Regions from separate parts of the Homo sapiens genome. Here region 1 is linked to region 2. Evidence: chromatin loops called from intact Hi-C (ENCODE). Cell type or tissue: PC-9. All regions are shown on one strand. Links, peaks and the distances in the headings refer to the core of each region. The heading gives the core; the rest is flanking DNA. Region 1 overlaps EFCAB5 (EF-hand calcium binding domain 5). Region 2 has its middle 21 kb from the start of TAOK1.

Region 1 (10,671 bases), core at 1,327-9,326, 720 kb before region 2:
GAGAAAGAATTGAAGCCTGGGTATGGTGGCTCACGTCTGTAATCCCAGCACTTTGGGAGGCTGAGGTGGGAGAATCCCTTGAGGTCAGGAGTTCAAGACTAGCCTGGTAATATAGTGAGACCCCCACCTCTACAAAAAATAAAAAAATTAGTTGGGTGTGGTGGCACGTGCCTATAGTCCCAGCTACTTGGAAACCTGAGCCCAGAGGATTGCTTGAGCCAGGGAGGTCGAGGCTGCAGTGAGCTGTGATTGTGGCACTGCACTCCAGCCTGAGTGATAGAGGGGGGCCCTGTCTCAAAACACAAAACAAAACAAAAACAGAGGAACTGAGATCTCTAGAAGAGATGGCTTTGGGAAAAGAAAATAAATTAGAACTAATAAATTACCTGATAGAACTGTCTTATGGGAGAGACAAATGGAAGGGGTGGGAATTATCAAGAAGTACAAATAAAACTAAGAAAGTTTAAAAATAAAAGACAATTATTTACTTCAGGAAAAACAAAAAAAATGAGGAATCAAAATATGCTACAATCCTCAGCTGTGTATAATATTTGCATAGGCAAAATCATGTAAACATTGCATCTTTAACCCCAAATTATAAATATAACTACATTGGGAGGATGGGGTAAGAGAATGGTGGTATAACAGAACAAAATCTTCATTTATAATCAGAGGAAATTGACTGATAAGGTTTAAAATTGATGAATCAAAAGACAGCAATATGTGCATAACAGAAATAGATGTGCAAATGCCAAGAAGAAACAGTGAAAGAACAAAACATGGTTGCCCCTGGCGAGGGGGACTGAAGAGTATGAAAGAGAAGATATGGGCTAGTGACTCTTTTTAGGCTTTTAGTTCTATGTGACCTTTTCAATTACTTTAATAAAAAATTTAAAGCCAGCTCAGTGGCTCACGCCTGTAATCCCAGCACTTTGGGAGGCCGAGGGGGCGGATCATCTGAGCTCAGGAGTTTGAGACCAGTCTGACCAAGACGGAGAAAGCCTGCCTCTACTAAAAATACAAAATTAGCTGGGCAGGGTGGCACATGCCTGTAATCCCAGCTACTCGGGAGGCTGAGGCAGGAGAATCGCTTGAACCTGGGAGGCAGAGGTTGCGGTGAGCCGAGATCGCGCCACTGCACTTCAGCCTGGGCAACAAGAGCGAAACTCCATCTCAAAAAAAAAAAAATATATATATATGTATATGTATATGTATATGTATATGTATATGTATATGTATATGTATATGTATATGTATATGTATATAATTGTGACCGGGGTGGTGGCTCATGCCTGTAACCCCAGCACTTTGGGAGCCATGGCAGGTGGATCACCTGAGGTCAGGAGTTCGAGACCAGCCTGGTCAACATGGTGCAACCCCGTCTCTACTAAAAATACAAAAATTAGCCAAGCGTGGTGGCACGTGCCTGTAATCCCAGCTACTGGGGAGGCTGAGGCAGGAGAATCTCTTGAACCCGGGAGTCAGAGGTTGCAGTGAGCTGAGATTGGGCCACTGCATTCCAACCTGGGTGACAGAGCAAGACTCCATCTCAAAAAAAAAAAAAAAAAAAATATATATATATATATATATATATATGCTTTCAGGATAAAAGACAGTTTTAACAGCCACTAAAATTTTAAACAATGAGTGTCAAATTAAATAGAAAAATGTTCTTATTAAACCAAGTTTTTTTTCTAGAGACGGTATCCACTATGTTGCCCAGGCTGGAGTGCAGTGCTATTCACAGGCACCATCATTGTGCACCATAGTCTTGAACTTCTGGCCCCAAGCAATCCTTGTGCCTCAGCTTCCCAAGTAGCTGGGACCACAGGTGCATGCCACCATGCTCCACGTCTCATCAAGCTCATTTTTAAAAGTCTTTAATCAGATATCAAAGTAGCAGTAATGTTATCTATACATGTAAAACTGTATTTAGTTGTTCCTCTTAATAACTACTGTTAGAAAATTTCAAAATTTAAATCACAAGAAGTGATAAGAAACATAAAGAGAATGGCTGGTTTGATTGTCTTTTTTCCTCTGAATAACTTGGAACTGAAAAGCAGGGGGTTTGCATGCATGGGAAATAGGTCAAACATCCAGGCCTGAGATCTTTACCCAGAACAGAGTGTTATACCCTTCTCTTGTGCATTGTATGAGTACTTGTCTAATATCATAACTCGTAACTAAAAGGCATTTTTAAGGGGCTCTTGCCAGGACAAAGGAAATCTGTTCTCAAGCTGAACTGATATCTCCTCCTCCATGGCCTAAAATCTGTGAGCAACTTGTAAATAAATGGTGCACTCTTAGCTCTCTATTAAACCCAAGTCTAGCTGCGATGGCAAGTTTTTTCCTTAAGAGGGAGCCAACAATTCCCATTCAAGATGACTAAGTCCAAAAAGACTGCAGAGAACTGTAATTGAATCCAAACCAATGTTAGCATACAGAAGGTTTAAATGAATAGGACAGAACAATGTTCTTGGTGTCTGGTTGTCCATTTTGGCTTGACCCATTTCAAAGAAAAAGGCATGTCCTCAGAGTTGCAGATTCAGTGCTGTTTCCTACTTGTTATTTCTGGATTGTCGGTAGAATCATTCTACCAAGGTTCCTGTCAGGTCCTTAGCTGTGCAGTGGGGAGTTAAGGAATGAGTCATGTTCCATTTTTGTAATGGAGTTGCAGGGAGCGTGGCACCTATGAGAGCCACCATGATGGCAGCAGTAGCAATTAGGGAAGGATCTCCCAGGGAAGGCGAATCTTGAAGATAAAAGTTAATTAGGACTGTGAGTCCAGCAGTCCTCCCCTGAAGGCACCTTCCTTCATTGTCACCCTTAGAGGATCATGGTGTCATTTTATTGAGGAAGCTGGTGGGTTTCTTTATAAATGGTGACAGCACTGAGCCTCTGGCTGCTTTGACAGAGTTGGAGCTCTGGGACCCCTGTAGGAGAAGTGGAGGGCCGGGGGCACTCCTGCCAAGACCAATGTCTGTGGACTTGTAAACACTTGGATTTAGGGGAGGAGGTATGGTCACTTGGCAGAGACCCAGGTTCTACACAGAAAAGTGATTCTGGTTATACTTGCAATAGGGGACAGCTCTTCTTGCCTCTGGGTCTAAGAACATTTCCAAACAGGCAACATCTGTCTAAAATTCCTGGGAGGGAGACATGCAGCAGTTATGGGGCATCCTGAACGACCAGGTGAGGCTGGCAGCAGAGGTCCCAAGTGGAGTGGGGAGAATAGGTCCTTGAGAGGGTGGTCACGTCATGAATCTCCAGGTAGAAAAGACCAACTACTAGGAGTATCTTAGGCAAAGTGACAGAGAATAGTAGGCTATTGATGTACTACTGCAAACACAGCTGTCTGGGAGTGCTCACTGGAGTCAGAGGGTCCCCCACAGGGAAGTATGTCAGCAGCACTCACCTGCAATGGCACAGTCTTGGGAGGCCAGGCCTGCCCAACAAAGCTACCCAATGTTACTTCACAGATGACTGGCTCAATCTAAAGGCAAGACACAGCTGCCTAGAGTTTCATCAGAATAAAAAAAGTATCTCCTTTTTGTTGTTGTTGTTTTTGAGACAGGATCTCATTCTGTTGCCCAGGCTGGAGTGCAGTGGCATGATCACATTTCACAGCAGCCTCAACCTCCTGGGCTCAAGTGATCTCCCACCTCAGCCTCCTGAGTAGCTGGGATTACAGGCGTGCACCACCACACCCAGTTATTTTTTTTTTTTTTTTTTTTTTTTTTTGGAGAGACAAGATTTTGCCATGTTGTCCACGCTAGTCTCCAACTTCTGGGCTCAAGCAATCTGCCCACGTTGGCCTCCCAAAGTGTCGGGATTACAGGTGTGAGTCACTGTGCCTGGCCAAAAATACCCTTTTCTTTCTTTTTAAAAAAATTATTATTATACTGTAAGTTTTAGGGCACATGTGCACAACATGCAGGTTTGTTACATAGGTATACATGTGCCATGTTTGTTTGCTGCACCCATCAACTCGTCATTTACATTAGGAAATACTCTTTTCCTGAACTAGGATGAAGTGGGGGTGAGAGTTGGCAGCGGAAGCCCTAAGAAAGTATGGACACATTACCAGTCCTAATTCTGCCCTTTTGGTAAAATAATAGTTTGGAAGGCGTGGTGGGTTAGGAGCTATGCTATATAGTCCAGCAGTCTCTGCCTGTCACAGGCTGAACCTACAGGTATTATTGGTGACATTTCATTCTGGGTAGATTCGTGGAGTAGGGCCCTTACTTAAAGCTGCTAGGCCAGGTAAACTTCCAGCAGCAGATTGCCCTGCCTGAAGACTCCTCTCCTTCTGGCACAAACAGAAAGGCACCCCGAAGAATTCCTCTCCCTTCCCCTAAGCTGGAAGCTTAGAATTTCCTGATATAACTGCATCTGAAGGAGAGAGGGTTGGTATCTGGGTGACCTACGAACTTTCTTGATTGCTGCGGAGACTGTGGTTAACACTAAAGGCTTGGCGGTGGTGATTGGGGAGCCTATGGGCTATTTTCTGGCTGAGTCGGGCTCCGTTAACTGCAATTAATATTTCTTCCACCAGAGGGCACTATTGGAAAGCAGAAAGTGGTGGGTAGCGTTGGTGGTCAAGGCTTCTCAGGAATAAGCTAGGATAGTTCCCCGTTAATCCAGAAACTCTTCTGCGTTGGTCTAGAGCCTCCACAGATAGTAGGAGAGCGGGAAGAGGAGGAAAGGGATAGATTTAGTGAGCAATTTCTACAGAGCCATTTTCCCAATTATGATTACTTTTCATAACAAAGAAAAAAACAAACTATAAATGAATTCCTCATCACAGCCTGAGGCCTCTGGTGGGAGAATACAGGTCAGTGGAGGACCTTGGGCCTCTGTTTGTATATTTACTCTCATATGTGGCCTATTCCCTGTGGCCAAACAGCTAATCGTCTTCTCCAACCTGAGAGCCTCGCTGCTCTCCATTCTTGGTGATTCTCCTCCTTGAAAAAGTCTATTATTTTCTTTGGTTATTTATTAAGCTAAAGATAGCCTTTTTGCTTAAAATTTCCATTCTCATTGCAGCCCCATTTGCATTTTTAAAAATAAATAATGCACATGTAGTCAATAAGTGGGAGATAGATGTGCTTTTGAATTCTCAAAATGTGGCATAGACAATGACTTTGGGGAATGATGCAATAGATTACATAGTGTCCCTCCTCTTAGAAGACTTATAACTATTTTCTCCTAAAAACTGAATTTATGACCCACTTGCTTTATCCTAATAAAAATCACAACTGTGTTTTATTGCTGTTGGCATAGATTTAGGCTGTAATTAAGTGGAAATTTACCTCTGATATATTCATCAATAAGCTGTACATTAACTTCCACATGCTTGGCAGTTGGATCAAAGGCACAAATATTGTTGACTAAATATTTGTTAACATACTGTGAACAAACAACAAGAGAAAATTTATGGGATCACCAGGAAGCAGAAATACAGTGCCCAGTTCAACAGCTTACATAATTCCATTTATATAGATTTTAAAATAGGCAAAACCAATCAATGGTGTTAGAAGTGAAGATGATGGTTACCCATGGCCGGGTGTGGTGGCTCACGCCTGTAATCCCAGCACTTTGAGAAGCCCAGGTGGGAGGACCACCTGAGGTCAGGAGTTCGAGACCAGCCTGGCTAACATGGTGAAACCCAGTTTCAACTAAAAATACAGAAAATTAGCTGGGCGTGGTGGCGGGCACCTGTAATCCCAGCTACTCGAGAGGCTGAGGCAGGAGAATTGCTTGAACCCAGGAGGTGGAGGTTGCAGTGAGCCGAGATAGCGCCATCGCACTCCAGCCTGGGCAACAAGAGTGAAACTCCGTCTCAAAAAAAAGATGATGGTTACCCTTGGGGTGGGTGGGGTGAAGGGATGATGAGGAAGGGTACAAAGGAGAGCTTTTGGGATTCCATAAATGCTCTATTTCTTGATCTAGGTCTGGTTACGTGAACGTGTTCCACTCAGTAAAAATTCTTGCATTTGTACCCTTATGATTTATGCAATTATGATTTGTACAGTTAAATTTGTTTAGGCGATTCTTCAATTTAAAAGGTGCTTTTTAAAAAAAAACTTACAAATTTACACTTATCCCAACTTCCAAAGTCACTTGAAAATTCCAACTCTGGATGAAAGAACAAGATAACCGCCTTCAGGATGTCACGCACTAGTTTCACGTTGGCTTCCAACTCCATAGATTTGCTGTCTTGAGGAGAATTTGGCTCTGTTACAAGAGTATGGTCATAGAGCAACAGTGACACAAATTCCATGGAATTGAGTAGTTGGATGCTTTCCTGTAGCTCGAGCAGCATGATTCGGAAGAAGAGAATTCCTGCCCGCTGGACTTCCCTGACATTTTCAATCTCTGGAATAACAAAATGATAGCTCACATTGCTGTTCAGTCTAATGTACATTGCTGTACATTACTTTTTCATAGGATTCTGAACATATTATAGTAAATGTTTTTGTCAAGAAAAAGCAGACCATAGCCTTTGGTTTTAAACAATCTCAGTTTCTTTAGCCATGAAATCAAAAGAAAGCAATGAAATTACTCCCGGTGAAGCTCATAGGAAGAGGCTTTGAGAAAAGGCAAAAACTTGGGTTTTAGAGTTAGACCCTGGTTTGAACACACGCTGTCACCCTTATTAGTCTATTGTCTCTCTGAATATCCTTTTCCTCTTCTGTGAAAATGGGCTTAATCCCTACTTCCTTGGTTAGCTGTGAGAATTAGAGAAGATGATATATGTAAAAGTGCTTAGTTACAGGCGTTACACATAGTGAACACTTAGGAGACATGAAATTTCTCCTTTCTTCTTATCCCACTCTATGACATAGTTACAAATCTTTTGGCTCAATCCCACATAGTGTTACTCTGCTAATTCTATTCACTTCATTCTAGGAAGCCAAAGGTTTCCAGGCCTTCTTCCTCCCTCCCTCTCTCCAGCTGGCATTGCGCTGAGAGTAGCCTAGTGGATGTGGAATCACAAAAACTAAAGTCTAATCCTGGCTCTCCCACCAGCTTGCTATTGGACCTTAGATAATCCACTTTACTTTTGCAGTCTTTAGCATCTTTATCTGTAAAACGAGATGTTCTGATTACTTAATGCTGTATAACATAGTGGGAAGAGCACCCAAATCTAGGTTCAAATCCAGCCCTCACCATTTCTTAACTGTGTGACTGGGGGCAATTTGCTTACTTTCCTCACCTGTAAGTGGGGTATCACTATTCATCTCATAGGGTTATGGCAAGGATTGAATGAAATAATATCTGAAGCACATAATGGGGGTATTTAATACATGCTAGTTCTAGCTTGCCTTTATGAGCCCTTCCAGCTCTAAAACTGTAGGAATCTAACCATGAGAATGTGATTCCAGGCTGTTTCCTTTAATTTGTAGACATTACTCGTCAGCGCAAGACTGCATAAGGGAATTCCTTTTATATGAAAAGATGTGTATGTTGTAACAATTCATTTTAGAAAGTGCATATTTCATTGCACTCCCTGTGATTTCCCCAAAACCTATTAAACCTGTGAATTTAGACTGATGCCACATGAACGATACCTAAGATATATTTTTTCTTTATCTCTCCAGAGAACTCGCCAAGTATTTCATAGCAGGCCACTTGGACCACTTTCATCATTTTCTGTAGATCTTTATATTCTTGACACAACAACATCCTATTTTGGCCGATGTTAAAATCGAGGACTCCCAGAGCCTCTCCTGTTCTCTCACGAAGTGGAACTACTATATGCGTTTCTCCACAGGCAGAAGCCAGAACAACTTCTGAACTGTCAGTACATTTAAAGAGGAAATCTCTGAAATCAAAACCAAATAAGCACAAGGATATTAAACATCTGTCTGTTCACATCATTCCACCAAAACATATTGAATTACTCTCTTGTGCCTACCTCACTTCCACCATGCCAGCCCTTCTTGCTGTTTCATCTGCCTGGAGCATTCTAGCCCTTGATTTCACATGGCTGTCTGTTTGCTCACTCATGTCTCTGCTCAAACATCCCCTCGGCAGAGAAGGCGTCCCTGACCACCCAATCTCAAGCAGCGCCCAAGCCACTCTCCATCATGATACTTTGCTTCGTTGTCTTGGCTTATCTGAAGGTGTTCATTTTTTGTTTACCTATTGTCCATTATGCTTTGGTGGAGTGCCAGCAGAAATGATGAGTGTGTTAGGTCGGGTTCCCTAGAAGCAGAGCCTGAGACAGGGATGCTTATGCAAGTGATTTACTGAGCGAGTGTTCGCTGGAGAAACCTGTGAGGGACTGAATGAAGCAGGACAGGCAAGGGGAAGAAGCTAAGTAAGAATGTAATTTCACATGAAGTCTAGCCTCGGCCTGATCCCAAGGGGAGCTCTGAAAGGTCAATTGTACCAAAGAATCTGTCCCACCTTGAGGCAAAGGGAGGGGTTTTTTGCATCCTAGCACTAGTCAGTCATTGGCTCTAAGCTGCCCTGGGTGTGTGTGGGCAGTTTGGGCTGGGGGAGTGTTTACCCATCTCTTAGGTAACTCCTGGTGAAGAGCTCCAATCGCTCAAGGGCGCTCCTCCAGAGAAAGTTACGGTGTGAGCCAGGCCGTGCCTACAGCAGCTGGTAAAAGGCATTTTGGGGATCTGGGTAGAGCATCTATAGCATCTGCCTCAGTGAGAGACTTGAGATTTTCATGGAAATGTGGTGGCTGCTTCTTTCTCTTGGTGAGGCACAGACACACCTCTTTTTCTTTCTTTTCCCTTTCCCCATCTACATTAATTCTGATATGCCATTTCTTTAAGGTATTTGTAAAAAATTGGTACTTTGCATCCTCGAAAAGCGCATTTATAGTTTCTATATCAATCCTACAGTGACAGGTAAGATGATGTCCTTCTGCTATTCCCACCCCTTTTGCTGCTGCTGAGCCACCACTTTGTGTTGTGTCTCGATGAGTGCCATAGTAATAATGCATCATACTAGGCTTTCCAGGAATAACAATAGAGCCCATTGGTCAACTGACTTCCTCCAAAGACATCTGTTCTAAGTTACACACAAGAATCCAGGGCTATGCATGTTCCCACTCATAGGTGGGAATTGAACAATGAGAACACTTGGACACAGGGTGGGGAACATCACACACCGGGGCCTGTCGTGGGGTGGAGGGAAGGGGGAGGGATAGCATTAGTAGATATACCTAATGTAAATGACAAGTTAACGGGCGCAGCACACCAACATGGCACATGTATACATATGTAACAAACCTGCACGTTATGCACATGTACCCTAGAACTTAAAGTATAATTTAAAAAATACATAAAAAAAAAGAATCCAGGGCTATGAGTCTGGGTATTACAAGGACTTCTGTAAAACTTTTGACCAGCACAAGGAATAACTATGTGGAAAAGAGCTTGAGATTGAACCAACATTCTGGCATGAGGCCAAACTAAAATTTAATTGACATATGTAATTAAATGTTGAGTTAGCCTACTGGTCTGGGATTACTGAGTTACCGCCTACTCAACGACAGTGACCCCCTAAGAAGCAGTCATTCCCTTTTGCAATAGGTGTGTTCTCAGTTAAGATCTGTTTACATTTGTACACATTTTAGTAGTATTCCTTGCATTTGACAAGTGAGAGTCATTCTAAGTAATTTAGAACCGAGTACTTATTAAATACAACATGCTTTGCCTTCTCTCCAACTCTGCATGTCTTCTTTAAATAAAAAAGACATTCACAGTCTTGCTAATATTCACACATGAGCTCTGATGAGTGATGTGAATGTATTATTCATAATCATGGTGGGCTTTTGTTGAATTCCATATTTACAAGGAAATTCATGGAAAATAAAACACTTTCATGCTTTAAAACATGCAATTTTAAAATAAAATGCCAATGAAATCTGTTTTAAAAAGGACTTGGGAAGGCTGGGCACCATAAAGAGACCCTGTCTCTTAAAAAAAAAAATTAAATGAGCTGGGCTTAGCAAATACGTGTAGTCCCAGCTATTTGGGAAGCAGAGGCAGGAGGTTAGCTTGAGTCCAGGAGTTTGAGACTGCCATGAGCTAAGATCATAGCACTGCACTCCCACCTGGGTGACACAGTGAGAACTCATCTCTCAAGAAAAAAGGATTTGGGAAAAAAAGAGTAAATATGTCCCAGGCAGACAACATTCTGCAGAAATTTTTCTTTAAAAGCCAATCAGAATAAAATTCAGTGTGATCATTAGAGAAATGCAAATCAAAACCCCAATGAGACATCATCTCATACCAGTCAGAATGGTGATCTTAAGTCAAAAAACAAGAGATGCTGGCAAGACTGTGGAAAAGTAGGAACGCTTTTACACTGCTGGCGGGAATGCAAATTAGTTTAACCATTGTGGAAGACAGTGTGGTGATTCCTCAAAGGCCTAGAACCTGAAATACCATTTGACCCAGCAATCCCATTAGCGGGTATATACCCAAAGGAATATAAATCATTATATTATAAAGATACATGCACACATATGTTCATTGCAGCACTATTCACAGTAGCAAAGACATGGAATCAACCCAAATGCCCATCAATGATAGAATGGATAAAGAAAATGTGGTATACACACACATCATGGAATACTATGCAGCCATAAAGAGGAATGAGATCATGTCCTTTGCAGGGACATGGATGGAACCGGAAGTCATT
Region 2 (10,671 bases), core at 902-8,901:
CCAGCTTGAGTGATGGAGTGAGACACTGTTTGAAAAAAAAAGAAAGAAAAAGAAAAAAAAGGCTCATTCTCTCCTTTTGCTAACTCAAAATTTAAACATTAAGAGAGGCTGGGTGCAGTGGCTCATGCCTGTAATCCCAGCACTTTGGGAGGCCAAAGCCGGGGGATTGCCTGAGCTCAGGGCTTTGAGACCAGCCTAGCTAACATGGTGAAACCCCATCTCTACTAAAAATGCAAAAATTAGCTGGGTGTGGTGGCAGGTGCCTGTAATCCCATCTACTTGGGAGGCTGAGGCAGGAGAATTGCTTGAACCCAGGAGGCAAAGGTTGCAGTGAGCCGAGATCGTGCCATTGCACTCCAGCCTGGGTGACAAGAGCGAAACGCTGTCTCAAAATAAATAAATAAATAAATAGGCCAGACGCGGTGGCTCACACCTGTAATCCTAGCACTTTGGGAGGCTGAGGGGGGTGAATCACGAGGTCAGTAGTTCGAGATCAGCCTGACCACCATAGTGAAACCCTGTCTCTACTAAAACTACAAAAATTAGCCAGGCATGGTGGCACGCACCTGTAATCCCAGCTATTCAGGAGGCTGAGGCAGGAGACTCGCTTGAACTTGGGAGGCAGAGGTTGCAGTGAGCCGAGATTGCGTCACTGCACTCCAGCCTGGGTGTCAGAGCAAGACTCCGTCTCAAAAAAAATAAAATAAAATAAAAATAAAATAAATAAAGAGAATCTGGGCCAGGCGCAGTGGCTCACATCTGTAATCCCAGCACTTTGGGAGGCCAAGGTGGGGAGGATCCCTTGAGCCCAGGGGTTCGAGACCAAGCTGGGCAAAACCGTGAGACCCCATTTCACATATTTTTAAAAAATAATAAGTTTTTAAAAAGAGAGACAGTGTCTGATCAACCTACTCCTTTTTAATTGCCAGATATGTTGGAAATTGCTAGCCAGGTCCTGGATTATCCACCATTGCGTCAGATGCCAATTCTGGTCCAGTCAGCTAAGGCAAAAGGGACATAACTATGGCTACCTAGAGGCTGTCTCTTCAACAGAGGCTGTGGGTGGGAAAGTTTCCCTTGGGAAGGAAATGTGGATGTAGCAGTCATGATGTTCTGTCTAGAAAAGAAATAAGAAACAACATGTACAAAGAGCATGGGAAAGAGAAATGCAGTGTCTGGAGTTGATTCAACAGATATTTACTGAAGGATTGCTAAATGTCAGTCACTATGTAAGGAATAGATAACAAATGCTTTGAGGAGTGTTAGGATGCCATGGGAGCCCATTGCAGGGCCATCCGAACAAGACATGGGATGTCAAGAAAGGCTTCTTAGAGGAAGGAAACTCCACATGGGACCAGATAGAGAAGTAGGAATAAAAAGGAGCATGGCAGGCTGGGTGCGGTGGCTCACGCCTATAATCCCAGCACTTTGGGAGGCCAAGGTGGGCGGATCACCTGAGGTCAGGAGTTTGAGACCAGCCTGGCCAACATAGTGAAACCCCTTCTCTACTAAAAATACAAAAAGTTAGCTGGGGGCGCGGTGGCTCACACCTGTAATCCCAGCACTTTGGGAGGCCGAGGCAGGTGGATCACGAGGGGAGGAGTTCGAGACCAGCCTAACCAACATGTTGAAACCCCGTTTCTACTAAAAATACAAAAATTAGCTGGGCGTGGTGGCACGTGCTGAGTAGCTGAGTAATCCCAGCTACTCAGGAGGCTGAGGCAGGAGAATTGCTTGAACCTGGGAGGCAGAGGTGGCAGTGAGCCGAGATCACACCACTGCACTTTAGCCTGAGTGACAGAGGGAGACTCCGTCTCAAAAAACAAAACAAAACAAAACAAAACAAAACAAAACAAAAAATTAGGTGGGCTTGCTGGCACATGCTTGTAATCCCAGCTACTCAGGAGGCTGAGGCAGGAGAATTGCTTGAACCCAGGAGGCAGAAGTTGCAGTAAGCTGAGATCGCGCCATTGCACCCCAGCCTGGGCAACAAGAGTGAAACTCCATCTCAAAAAAAAAAAAAAAAATTAGCTGGGCGTGGTAGCGGGCTACTGTAATCCCAGCTACTTGGGAGGCTGAGACAGGAGAATCGCTTGAACCTGGGAGATGGAAGTTGCAGTAAGCCAAGATCGCGCCATTGCCATTGCACTCCAGCCTGGACCAAAAAAAAAAAAAAAAAAAAGAGCATGGGATTCCAGGATCTGAAAGAAACTTAATGAGACTGCCAGAAAATGAGGGGGAATAGCAAGAGATATACAGGGACTATGTCATTCAGGTGCTAAAAACTGTAGTTACCATTTACTGAACACAGAACGGAACACTGTGCTCATTATTTTGTATGTATTAGTTTATTTAACCTTCTCAACAATTCTATGAGGTAGGAATAATTATTGTTCATATATATATATTTTGAGATGAAGTCTTGCTCTGTCGCCCAGGCTGAAGTGCAATGGCACAATCTCGGCTCACTGTAACCTCCACCTCCTGGGTTCAAGTGATTCTTCTGCTTCAGCCTCCCCAGTAGCTGGGAATACAGACATGTGCCACCATGCCCAGCCGATTTTTTTTTTCTTTTTTTGTATTTTTAGTACAGACAGGGTTTCACCCTGTTGCCCAGGCTGGTCTCAAATTCCTGAGCTCAGGTGATCCACCTGCCTCAGCCTCACAAAGTGCTAGGATTACAGGCGCCAGCCACCGTGCCGGTCCTCTTTTTTTTTTTTTTTTTGAGATGTAGTCTCGCTCTGTCACCCAGGCTGGAGTGCAGTGGCACAATCTCGGCTCACTGCAACCTCTATCTCCCAAGTTCAAGTGATTCTCCTGCCTCAGCCTCCCTAGTAGCTGGGATTACAGGCACCTGTCACCACGCCCAGCTAATTTTCTGTATTTTTACTAGAGATGGGGTTTCACCATGTTGGCCAGGCTGGTCTCCAACTCCTGACCTCAAATGATCTGCCTGCCTCGGCCTCCCAAAGTGGGATTACAGGTGTGAGCCACTGTGCCCGGCCTATTGTTTACATTTTTAAGATGAGGAAACCAAAACTCAGTGAGATTTACTAATTTACTAATAATCACATAACTAGCAAGTGGCCAAACTGCTAATAAATGAAATTATATTTACTTTGTGGGTCATATTCAGAATATAACGGTATTTATTTTAAGAGCAATGGGAAGCCATTGAAGGGTTTTAAAGCAAAATTGCATTTGGGAAAGATCATTCTTGCTGCAGAGTATAAAATGGATTGTAATGAGCAAAAGGAGACGTAGGGAGACCACTTGGGACCCCACTGCAGACCAGGTGAGAGATGGTATTAACTTGGACTAGGAGGACAACAGTGCTATGGATGTAATCATTCATTTATTATTTTGATCAATAAATATTGAATGAGCTCCCATGAAGAGTGCTAGGCAGTAAAGATACAAATTTGAGGCTGGGCACAGTGGCTCACACCTGTAATCCCAGCACTTTGGGAGGCCAAGGTGCATGGATCACGAGGTCAGGAGATTGAGACTATCGTGGCTAACATGGTGAAACCTCATCTCTACTAAAAATAAAAAAAATTAGCCGGGCGAGGTGACAGGCGCCTGTAGTCCCAGCTACTCGGAAGGCTGAGGCAGGAGAATGGCGTGAACCCGGGAGGCGGAGGTTACAGTGAGCCGAGATTGCACCACTGCACATTGCAGCCTGGGTGACAGAGCGAGACTCTGTCTCAAAAAAAAAAAAAAAGATACAAATTTGAGCAAAGTAGACATGGTCCCTGCCCTCAAAGAGTTTCTCTAAGAGATAGAATAGACAGGAATTAGTGGTGAGTTGCATGTGGTACTGATGGAAAATAAGTGGTCTGGGATGATTAACTGACTTCCAGTTGTCTCCGACACCTATGTTCCTTCTACCACACTACTTCCCCAAGGATTTGTATTGTAGATGAAGAGCAGGGGACTGAAGGGCAGAGTTATGAGGGAAGACCAAGGCGAATTTGGGAAGAGCTTGTATGCCATTCTCATCAACTCAGACTTTATTCTGGAAACTTTAGGGAGCCATTGAACATGTGTAAGCCAGGAAATAGCTTGGACAGATATATGTGTTAGCAAGATCAAGATTTCTTATCCTTTAACACTTAGAATTCCTACAGGGCTAACTAGGCAAGGATGAAAACATGCTAATCTTCTTTTCATATTCTACCCTCTAGTGGCAAGAGGAAAAACAGCAAGTCCAACTCCACAGGTTTGTAAGGAGCAGCCAGCTTTGATTTGCCCTGCACGTCATAGCTCAGAAAGTTTTGCTGCTCATACAATCCTCAGCAAAGACCATCCATTCATTCCGGGATTCCCCCAGCTCATGGACACAGGTCGGTCTCTAACTACAGACAGCCTTCTTCTGGAAACTCTCACCAGCCTGATTTCTAAACTCCCAGTCCACCTTCACATTGTTTGCCTGTTTTCAGTGCCTTTCCTCTGCAGATCTCTCAGTAGGCAGCCGTAAGGAGTCAGCAAAGGCTAACACGGCTGCCCTCAGCTGGAAACCTAGTGTAGTGCCTATTACATTTCTCCTGGAACCACTCCTTGTGAGAAAGGCAATTCAAACTCTATCTTAAGTGAGCATCTACTTCCTTTTCATCTGAGTTATAAAAGAATAGTGCCCCCTTTGGCTCAAATCTATGCAATGTGGAGGAAGAAAAGGCAAGAGCTAATCCTTGCCATGAATTCATCATTGTCATCGTCACCATTTCACCATTATCAGCAACAGACTCTAGAAACAACTTGGTGAAGGCTTGAAAATAGAGGGTAGAGCAGATATAGGGCAGCCTTCTCAAGGATATCTCCTCCTTTTTTTGAAAAGAGATGTTCTCTTTTTCTTGCATCTTTATTCTCAGTCCATTTGCCCTACAGCCTCTGTGCTTCCAAGATGAAGTTCTGATAAGTGTCTGCTGTGATAAGATAATAAGAGAGTCTATCTATGTAGCTTGGAAATAAACACTGGAATTGCTTCTCAAAAATCCAGATTGATTTAAACACCCTCTGGCAATGTTCTTTTGGCATCCTCCCCAATTTTAAATAACTTGGGTCACAGTTTCCTCCACTCATTGACTCAGCACTTCAGTGGCAAAGTGACCCTCTAAATTTCACCTCAGCTAAGATAGCTCCTCCACCTCCTAGAAGGATAATATTGTGAATTAAATGCTGATGCTGTTTCTGATTTAGCACATATGCACCACCCACAGACAATTTATTCTAGACTTTCTTTTAATGCCAGGGGCTTTAAGATTACTGATGAACAGATCCCTCCCCCATCCAAGCCCTCTATTCACCCAGGAATTTGCGATGGAAATAGTACTGTTGGCTGGAGTAGAGCGGCATACCAGTGCTTCTGAGAGCTGAGTGGCCGTTGCCATGGGGGCGAGTGTGTTTGTATAGAACTGCCTATACAAGGTGGCAGGATTGAGGGCTGCTTTTGATTCAGAGCTGATTAGAGTAGACCTGAGCCAGCCCCCTTATTTTACAGATGAGGAAACTGAGGCCCAAAGATTTAGTCAAATGACTTATTCAAGGTCTGAGGGCAAGGTAGAGACAGAGTTGGGCCTTTTGCAATGCATCACTCTTTCCAATAAAACACCCATTCTGGTTGAGTGGGTGCTCTTCCAGCCAGTTCCACTAATGCCACTATGTTATTACAGCACCATCAATCCAGGTGGAAGTGCCAGGAAACATGGTACAGGCAATAATGAGTATGTAAATATTCTTGCATTTGTATGCATGCATATGTTTGCATCAAATTACACGTGCACACCTGAGGGTGATTGTGCTAACTGGATGTTTTTATAGTTCTCTGATTACTGAAATTCCTTAAACCACCCTTTCCTCAAGTGAAATGCGAATAAGAAATAATACCTATCTCAAAGGATTAAATGAAATAATGAATTTAAAGTACTTAGCACAGTAGCTGGCATAATAAGTGTTTGATATTATATTGTTTCTATTATGTCTTTCTGCAATGGAATGTGTCAGTGACTGCCTTCCAGGCACTGGGCTAAATGCTTTAATTTTTCATTTAATATTTACAACACAGTCCTTTGAAATAGGTTCTTTTGTTATCTGCACAGCACTAATGAGAAAACTAGGCCTAGAGAGGTTGAATAACTTGCCTAAGGTCCCAGGGCTAGGAAGTGGCTGAGCAAGAATCAAAACCAGGTCTGTCTAATGTTAATGCCCTCAATTTAACAATTAGGTTGTACTGCCTCTCCTATAGAAAAGAGGAGACACAATGAATCTATTCTAGTGTTTTTGAATTTGTTTGCAAGAACTCTAAATCCAAATACATTAAATACAAATTGCATGTGGGGTGGACTGGCTCATCCATATAAATAAATTTTCATTAAACCCACTGAAACTGTAAGCAAAGGGTTTGTTTTCACTCCCCTTTAATTACAGTTTTTTATAGAGACCCTACTTAGGCATTTTGTATAAGAGACAATTGCCCAATGAATGCCATTTTATTCAATATCTTATTATTTCAAAACTCCATAGGTCTCCTCTTTTTTTTTCTTGCTTTGTCTCCCAGGCTGGATGCAGTGACGTGATCTCAGCTCACTGCAACCTCCACCTCCCGGGTTCAAGCAATTCTCCCTGCCTCAGCCTCCTGAGTATCTGGGATTACAGGCACCCACCACTACGCCGGGCTAATTTTTGTATTTTTAGTAGAGATGGAGTTTCTCCATGTTGGCCAGGCTGGTCTTGAACTCCTGACTTCAGGTGATCTGCCCGCCTCGGCCTCCCAAAGCACTGGGATTACAGGTGTGAGTTGCCGCGGCTGGCCCATAGTCTCCAGACCTATGTAAAAAAATACTAATCTAGGCCGGGCAAGGTGGCTCACCTCTGTAATCCTAGCACTTTGGGAGGACAAGGTGGGAGAATCACTCGAGTTGAGGAGTTGGAAACCAGCCTGGGCAACATAGTGAGACTTTGTCTCTACAAAAAATAAACAAAATTAGCTGGATGTGGTGGTGCATGTCTGTAGTTCTAGCTACTTGGGAGGCTGAGGTGGGAGGATTGCTTGAGCCCAAGAGGTTGAGGCTGCAGTGAGCCAGATCACGCCACTGCACTCCAGCCCGGGTGACGCAGTGAGACCCTGTCTGAAAAAACAAGAGGAGTTTAAAACCAGCCTGGGCAAAATAGGGAGACCCGTCTCTCTACAAAATATAAAAATAAATTAGCAGGCCAGGAGCAGTGACTCACGCCTATAAGCCCAGCACTTTGGGAGGCCAAGGCAGGCTAATCACCTGAGGTGGGGAGTTCGCAACCAGCCTGAACAACAGGTTTAGTAGAAACCCTGTCTCTACTAAAAGTACAAAATTAGCTGGGTGTGGTGGCACATGCCTGTAATCCCAGCTACTAGGGAGGCTGAGGCAGGAGAATCGCTTGAACCTGGGAGGCAGAGGTTGCTGTGAGCCGAGATCGCGCCATTGCACTCCAGCCTGGGCAACAAGAGCGAAACTCCATCTCAAAAAAATAAATAAGTAAATAAAAAATTAGCAAGGCATGGGGGCTTCCATCTGTGGTCCCAGCTACTTGGGAGGCTGAGGCAGGAGGATCACTTGAGCCCTGGAGGTCAAGGCTGCCATAAGCAGTGATCATACCGCTATACTCTATCTGGGTGACAGAATGAGACCCTGTCCCCCTACACACCCCAAAAAGAATATACCTATTTGTTTTCTATCTCCCCTACTAGATTGTAGGCTCCATATGAGAACAAGGACCATGGCTGCTTAGTTCATCAAGATATATGGTGAACCTAGCAGAATGCCTAGCACATAGTAAGCACTCATAAATAGTAGCTGATGTCATTATTCCTAGTGAACTCCCTTTTTCATTCTGCAAAATGGCTGTTTCAAAGCTATACCACTCTCTTCAAACTTCCTCCTCTAATCTTTACCTCCTTAAAATAGGATAGAAATTACTATCTTATTCTCTTTTTTTTTTTTTTCTGAGACAGAGTTTCGCTTTTGTTGCCCAGGCTGGAGTGCAATGGTGCGATCTTGGCTTACTGCAACCTTCGCCTCCCAGGTTCAAGTGATTCTCCTTCCTCAGCCTCCAGAGTAGCTGAGATTACAGTTGCCCGCCACCACACCCAGCTAATTTTTTGTATTTTTAGTAGAGATGGGTTTTCACCATGTTGGTCTCGAACTCCTGGCCTCAGGTGATCTGGCCGCCTTGACCTCCCAAAGTGCTGGGATTACAGGAGTGAGCCACCGCATCGGGCCACTATTCTCATTTTCTATAATCTCCTTAAATGCCCTGAATTTGAGTTAAACTGGACCACTTAACATTCCGTCACACCTCCAACCCACTGTTCGCACTATTCCTCTCCCAGAAATGCCCCCGTCTACTTCCCATCCCATATTGTCATGTTGTCCTTAAAGCTCAACTCAAAGGGCAAGCGCATTCCCTTTTTAGTTTTCCCTGATAGTCCACAATTAACTGTTTCCTTCCCAGAGCCTTTCACAATACTTTTACATTAACTTTTCACATTTTTTATGTGTTATTTGTGTGAGTCTCTTACCCCAAGGAGTGAATTCTTTAGGGATAAGAGATTTGTTATCTTCTTTAAATCCCCACCACTCAGTACAGCTCTTGATGCATGGAATGCAGTCAATATATAGTAAGCAAATTAGTAAATCCAGGGCAGAGTATCTTTAAAAGAAAAACACAAGTTATCCCAGAAACTAACAATAAGAGACCTGATAGGACTCTGAGAAAAGGCAAATACTGAAAAGGCCAGGTGTGGTGGTTCACACCTGTAATCCCAGCACTTTGGGAGGCTGAGGTGGGCGGATCACAAGGTCAGGAGATTGAGATCATCCTGGATAACACGGTGAAACCCCGTCTCTACTAAAAATACAAAAAAATAGCCGGCCTGGTGGCAGGCGCATGTAAGTCCCAGCTATTCAGGAGGGAGGCTGAGGCAGGAGAATGGTGTGAACCCTGGGAGGCAGAGTTTGCAGTGAGCCGAGATCGTGCCACTGCACTCCAGCTTGGGTGACAGAGCGAGACTCCATCTCAAAAAAATAAATAAATAAATAAAATAAAAAGAGAAAAGGCAAATACTGTGTTAATCATGCCTCAGAAACATCTTTTCTTTAAAAACCATAGAAATCGGCCAGGTGTCCGGGTGCGGTGGCTCATGCCCATAATCCCAGCACTTTGGGAGGCCGAGGCGGGCGGATCACAAGGTCAGGAGTTCAAGACCAGCCTGGCCAATATGGTGAAACCCCGTCTCTACTAAAAAATACAAAAATCAGCCAGTCGTGGTGGCACACGCCTGTATTCCCAGCTACTCAGGAGGCTAAGGCCGGAGAATCACTTGAACCCGGGAGGCAGAGGTTGCAGTGAACTGAGATCGCACCACTGCACTCTAGGCTGGGCAACAGAGTGAGACTCTGTCTCAAAAAAAAAAAAGAAAAAAAAAAGCAATGGGCCAGGCACGGTGGCTCATGCCTGTAATCCCAGTACTTTGGGAGGCCAAGGCGGGGCAGCTCACTTGAGCCCAGGAGTTTAAGACCAACCTGAACTCATGACGAAACCCCATCTAAAAAAAAATTACAAAAATTAGCCAGCGTGGTGTTGCAACTACTTGGGAGGCTGAGGTAGGGGGATCACCTGAGCCCTGGAGGCTGAGGCTACAGTGAGCCCTGATCATGCCACTGCACTCCAGCCTGGGTGACAAAACAAAACCTGGTCTTAAAACAAAACATAGAAATCCTCAAAGAAGCTTCTCTTCCCACATGGAAAAACAGAAACCCAGAAATTGAGTGAAAATTGAGTGAAATCAGGACTCCTTGGGCTGACCACTAAGGCTTTAAGAAAAAAAGTCGGATGCTCCTTACTTAGGGAAAATGTGAATGTGAGCTACTCTGTTCTTTCTTTCTTTCTTTTTTTTTTTTTTCTGAGACAAAGTCTCATTCTGTCGCCCAGGGTGGAGTGCAGTGGTGCGATCTCGGCTCACTGCAACCTCCACCTCCCGGGTTCAAGCGATTGTCCTGTCTCAGCCTCCCGAGTACCTGGAATTACAGGCATGCGCCACCATTCCCGGCTAATTTTGTATTTTTAGTAGAGACTGTGTTTCACCATGCTGGCCAGGCTGGTCTAGAACTCCGGACCTCAGGTGATCCGCCCGCCTCAGCCTCCTAAAGTGCTGGGATTATGGGTGTGAGCCACCGCACTTGGCCTTAGTTACCCTTTTCTAACTCTCGTTCAATCTACAAAGAGGAGCTAGGCTCTACTTCCAGATATTCTGAGTTAATTGGTTTAGCATATAGGAATCGGTATTTTTTAGAAGCCTCCCTGAATGATAAAATGTGCAGCCAGGTTGGAGAAGCAGTTCTTAGAATGACGTTATGGACATAATATGCCCCTCTTAAACTCATATGTTGAAGCCCTAACCCCTAATGTGGTGGGTTTTGGGGGTGAGACCTTGGGAGGTAATTAGATTTAGATGAGGTCTTGAGAGTAAAGCCCCGTATTGAGATTAGTGTCCTGATAGGGAGGAAGAGACCAGACCTCTGTGTGTGTGTGTGTGTCTCTCTCTCCCACAATGTGAGGACACAGCTGGAAGTTGGCCATCTGCAAGCCAGGGCAAAGGCCCTTACCAAGAACCTGATCATGCTGACCCTGTGATCT

Evidence for each region. Peaks named below come from ENCODE experiments on the same cell type or tissue, not always from the same donor. Only the 100,000 strongest peaks of a DNase experiment are listed, where the experiment ranks them.
Region 1: a loop joins it to region 2, with 18 times the contacts of the local background. A loop is called at or near these places in 3 of 110 quality-filtered maps.

Annotation. Positions count from the first base shown.
Region 1 is chr17:30,087,578-30,098,248 of GRCh38, reverse strand. It overlaps EFCAB5 (EF-hand calcium binding domain 5), which reads right to left. Exons shown (of 23, transcript NM_198529.4): 20 at 7,575-7,828; 21 at 6,092-6,378; 22 at 5,313-5,409. Among named protein-coding and RNA genes, the nearest start is that of NSRP1, 24 kb to the left of the region's middle. In PC-9, for the core only: CTCF peaks have their summits at 2,162, 2,366, 4,355 and 4,556 (motif pointing right); a DNase peak (open chromatin) is centred at 2,378; H3K27me3 peaks cover 465 bases.
Region 2 is chr17:29,363,822-29,374,492 of GRCh38, reverse strand. No RefSeq gene overlaps it. Among named protein-coding and RNA genes, the nearest start is that of TAOK1, 21 kb to the left of the region's middle. RefSeq lists an enhancer at 4,209-4,468 and a silencer at 4,308-4,602. In PC-9, for the core only: CTCF peaks have their summits at 4,071 and 4,278; DNase peaks (open chromatin) are centred at 4,202 and 4,502; H3K4me3 peaks cover 362 bases.